Linked DNA regions of Homo sapiens: region 2 is linked to region 1. Evidence: read pairs that join two places in POLR2A ChIA-PET (ENCODE). Cell type or tissue: Caco-2. All regions are shown on one strand.

What was found. ChIA-PET counts read pairs that join two places held together with the same protein. Peaks named below come from ENCODE experiments on the same cell type or tissue, not always from the same donor. Only the 100,000 strongest peaks of a DNase experiment are listed, where the experiment ranks them.
Region 2: POLR2A ChIA-PET joins it to region 1 with 5 read pairs; 3 of 35 experiments call an interaction of 5 or more read pairs at or near these places.

What each region holds. Positions count from the first base shown.
Region 1 is chr16:27,464,641-27,467,140 of GRCh38, reverse strand. It overlaps GTF3C1 (general transcription factor IIIC subunit 1), which reads left to right. Exons shown (of 37, transcript NM_001520.4): 33 at 1,601-1,881; 34 at 2,305-2,500. Among named protein-coding and RNA genes, the nearest start is that of IL21R-AS1, 12 kb to the right of the region's middle. In Caco-2, no CTCF peak of the experiment used is centred here; a DNase peak (open chromatin) is centred at 1,550.
Region 2 is chr16:27,285,569-27,288,068 of GRCh38, reverse strand. It overlaps NSMCE1-DT (NSMCE1 divergent transcript), which reads right to left. Exons shown (of 5, transcript NR_037184.1): 3 at 1,325-1,407. Among named protein-coding and RNA genes, the nearest start is that of NSMCE1, 18 kb to the right of the region's middle. In Caco-2, no CTCF peak of the experiment used is centred here; no DNase peak of the experiment used is centred here.

The DNA.
Region 1 (2,500 bases):
AAAGTCCTAGATGGCATCTTCCAACATAAAGCTGTTTTGTGCACATTGAAAATCTGTTTAGTGTATCCACCTTCATTACTGATCTCAGCTAGAGCTTCTAGAGAACTTGCTGCAGCTTCTCCATCAGCACTTGGTGCTTCACCTTTTACTTTTATGTTACGGAGACGGCTTCTTTCCTTAAACTTCATAAACCAACCTCTGCTAGCTTCCAAGTTTTCTTCTGCATCTTCCTCACCTTTCTCAGCCTTCATAGAATTGAAGAGAGTTAGGGCCTTTCTCTGGATTAGGCTTTGGCTTAAGGGAAGGTTGTGGCTGGTTTGATCTATCCAGACTGCTGAAACTTTCTCCATGTCAGCAACAAGGCTGTTTTTGCTTTATTATTGTTTGTGTGTTCCCTGGAGTAGCACTTTTAATTTCCTTCAAGAACTTTTCCTTTGCCTTCACAACTTTGACTAACTTTGGCACAAGAGGCCCAGTTTTCATCTATATTGGCTGTCACCATGCTTTCTTCACAGAGCCTGATATTTTCTAGCTTTTGATGTAAAGTGAGAGATGTCCAACTCTTCCTTTCACTTGAATGCAGAGGGGTCACTGTAAGGTTATTGACTGGCCTGACTTCAATATTGTTGTGTTTCAGGAATAGGGAGCCCCAGGAGAGGGAAGAAAATGGGGAATGGCTGGTCCCTGGAGTTGCCAGAACACACATGATACTTATTAATTAAGTTTGCTGTCTTATGTGGGCATGGTTTGTGGTGCCCCAAAACAATTACAATAGTAAGGGCAAAGATCACTGATCACAGGTCACCATCACAGATATGATAATCATGAAAAAGTTGAAATATTCTGAGAATTCCCAAGCGTGACAGACACAAATCGAGCACACGGTGTTGTGAAAGTGGTGCCCGTAGACTCTCTTGATGCAGACTTGCCGCAAGCCTTCAGTATGTAAAAAACCCAAGAACACAATATCCGTGAAGCACAGTGAAGTGAGGTGCGCTGTTGAAGTTGATGGTGTTCACTGTACATTTCATAACCACAGTTAGAATTCTATACTTTGGAGTTTGGACTGGGCAAAAATGTAGTGATAACCTATCAATTATGGCTTTAGCAGAGACATATTCTATAGGAAGCAACAGTAGCCAGCCCTGGCTAGTGTAGGCAAAAGTAGGGTGTGTAGAAGGGGCCTGGAGTATCTCACAGGGTCTAAGGAACAGTGGGTACATGAGCAGCAGGAAGGGATGGGACCAGGCCAGCCCTGGTCAGGGACTCCCCGTCAGAGCACTGGACTTTACAGTTCTCGAACCTCAGTCCTCGGCCTCTGTGCCCTTCACTTTACATCTTGAGCAGGAGAATCACAGTGGCCAAGAGAAATCCAGTCAGCTGTTGTGTCCCAGTCAGCTGTAGTCAGAGGCCTAGGGTCACGGATCAGGAGCCTGACTGCCAGGGGCCCAGTGTGTCCACCCAGCAGGTGACCCCTGTGGCTGTCGGGGAAGCAGTGAGTTGGTGCTGGAGCATGCCTTTCCTGGGTGTGGCCTGTGCATTGGTCAGGGGAGGGGGGCCTCTGTCGGGCTGCCTCTGATCTTCCTCTGTGTCCCCACAGCCGCTCCTCTGGAAGAGCTAACAATGGGAACCTCCTGCCTCCCTGATACGTTCACCAAGCTGATAAACCCCCAGGAAAACACCTGCAGCTTGGAGGAGTTTGTCCTCCAGCTGGAGCTGTCTGGGTATAGTCCCGAAGACCTGACTGCTGCCTTGGAGATCTTGGAAGCCATTATAGCCACGGGTTGTTTTGGGATTGACAAGGAGGAGCTGCGCAGACGGTTCTCGGCCTTGGAGAAGGCAGGTGGTGGGCGCACCAGGACATTCGCAGATTGCATCCAGGTGAGCTGTGCTTTAGGTTAGCCGGATATCACCGAAGCGGAAATTGCAGCTCCCAGGCCAGGTGCACACTGAGGATGGGCTTGATTTGGGGCATAGCATGCTGCGTTCTTTTTAAACGTTGAATTAGTCATTAACACTTGAAAACTGGGGCATTTCACATCCGCTTTGAGGGTACAGTTGTGGATCCCCAAAGGTCACACGGCTGACGTGGTTCACGAGCAGCCAGAGAGAAAGAGATGCTGCTCCAGGGCACAGGGCTAGCAAGGGGCAGCCCCGGGGCTAGGAGCCAGGCCTGCCTCGTGGGCCTGGGCTGCTCAGGGCACTCAACCCGCCAGTCAGGGGAGGCCACTCCACTCGTCCCCCGTCACCAGCGTGGAGGATCCCGAGCTCCCCACAGACCCCGCGTGTCTCCTGCCTCCCCAGGCCCTCCTGGAGCAGCATCAGGTGCTGGAGGTCGGTGGCAACACTGCGCGCCTGGTAGCCATGGGCTCTGCCTGGCCTTGGCTCCTGCACTCCGTGCGGCTGAAAGACAGAGAAGACGCCGACATCCAGAGAGAAGACCCCCAGGCCAGACCCCTGGAGGGGTCTTCCAGTGAGGACAGCCCCCCCGAGGGGCAGG
Region 2 (2,500 bases), 180 kb after region 1:
GCTGGAAATGATGTTGTCATTGTTGACTTCCCTCTCTGTCTCTCTTTCCCATTCTCGCTTGTGAAAGACAGTCACAGCAGCCATGGGCTGTGCACTCTGCTTCTTTTTTTATTTCCCAGCTTTTAGGTTTTGGGGGTACCTGTTCAGGCTTGTCACATGGGTAAATGGTGCGTCGCTGAGGTTTGGGGTACAAATGACCCCATCACCCAGGTACTGAGCATAGTACCCAATAGGAAGCGTATCAACTCTTGCCCCCTCCTACCATCCTCCCTCTAGAAGTCCCTCGTGTCTATCGTTCCCATGTTAATGACCATGCATGTTCAATGTTTAGCTCCCACTTATAAGCGAGAACATGCAGTATTTGGTTTTCTGTCCCTGTGTTAATTCACTGAGGATAACAGTCTCCAGCTGCAACCATGTTGCTTCAAAGGACATGATCTCATTCTTTTTTATGGCTGCATAGTATTCCACGCAGTACCCTCCACTTCTGTGTTCATTTTCACATCTGGCTTATTTCCCACTCCTTGCTGCTTCTGCCCTGGTCCAGCCCCACCCTCCTCTCACCTGAAGTAAAGCTATATCCTCCAAGCTGCTTTCCCTGTTTTTTGTTGCTTGTGACATCCTCTGTATGTCGCCTACTGTGAGGCGAAAGCAACTCCATTTTGGATGCAGATCCACCATGTTGACTTAAGATTCACCACAGTTGCAGGAATGCCTCTAAGATTTCTACTTACTGCAAAGCCTGCCCTTAGGTCAAAACAACCTTGATGTTATTGTAAACACATGCTAATCATAAATCCTGCCCTTAGGCAATTTCCCTATGGTATATAAGCCCTGGTCTTGGGGCTGGGAGGTAGCAGCACAGGGGACTACTATTTCTCAACCATTGGATACGTGGCTTCTCTTCACAAGTCCCAGTTAAATGCTTCTTTCTAGGAAGCCACGGCTCCAGCCTATAATCCCAACACTTTGGGGGACTATGGTTGGAGGATCACTTGAACCCAGGGCTTTGAGGCCAACATGGACAACATAGTGAGGCCGTTTCTACAAAACATTAAAAAAAAATTAGCCAGGTGTGGTGTGTGACTTGTAGTCCCAGCTACTCGGGAGGCTGAAGTGGGAGGACTGCTTGAGCCCAGGAGGTTAAAACTGTAGTGAGTTCTGATCACATCACTTCACTCTAGCCTGGGTGACAGAGTAAGCCCCTGTCTCTAAAAACAACAATGACAACAACAACAAAAATTTGTCTCTGAAAAACTGGGTTTGTCAGCCTCTTTCTTCAACCTCTCAGCTTCCTCGGCCTTTGGGGTAGGTTTGTACTGACCTCCCACTGTGTATCACTGGCCAGTTATCGTCGCACTTCTTCTTCCCTCCTGATTAATTCAGGCTGCAATGGCCCACACATGCCTGGAGAATGAATCAGGGTTGACTTAGGCCAGAAATAACAATCCCACTTCCCTTTCACGGATTCTGACTTGCCCAGGCTTCCTTGCAGTAAGAGGTGCTGATGTGATTCAGTTTTTGCCAACAAGATCCACAGGGGAAATCTGGGAAGAGGCCCATGAAGAGAAAGACCTCCTGCCCTACCTCTTTCCTGGCACCATCATTTTCATCTGTGGCACTGAACACCTGTAAGGCCTAGCTCCAGACTTACCTTTCCTCCAACATGACCCACTTATGTTGCCAGTCACTTCTTACCTACCTTATGCTGGAGCTGGGGGTAGGGGCTTGGGAATTCAGGTCAGTTACATCATGCATCATAGTTGGTCTCCAAAGATGGCCCCAAATGAAGCCACCTCCCAGTGTTCGTGTTCTTATGCAGCCCTCTCCACTCTGAATCTGCACTGGTCCTCTGAAATATGTTAACTCACAGAATAAAAAGATAATGATGCTGTGCTAGTCTGGGCCCAAGCCTGAGGAAGAACAAGATATTCTGATGTTATCCTCTCCGGAGCCCTGAGCCAGCACACAAGAAACCCAACTGCCCTGAGACTGCCACGTTTTGAGGAAATGTAAGCTGACCACAAGGAGAGGCCACGTGGAGGAGAACTGAGACTCTCAGCCAACATGGAGGACCAGGCTCCAATCTCATGATGTAGTATGAGCCATTCCAACCAGCCTCCACCCATTTGCGTCCCCTGAGTTGACACCACGGGAAGGAAAGATAAGCTGGGTAAGTTGGGGTGAAAATGTAACTGCAAATCATATCCTCTGTTCAATCTCAATAGCCTTCTCATTTTTTTTTTTTTTTTTGAGACAGGGTTTCACTCTGTTGCCCAGGCTGGAGTGTGGTGGCAAAATCATGACACACTGCAGCCACAGCCTCCCAAGGCTCAGGTAATCCTCCCACGTCAGCCTCCTGAGTAGCTAGGACTATAGGCATGCACCACCATGCCTGGCTAATTTTTAAATTTTTTGTAGATACAGGATCTCCCTGTGTTGCACAGGCTGGTCTCAAACTCCTGGGCTCAAGGGATCCTCCCGCCTTGGCCTTCCACAG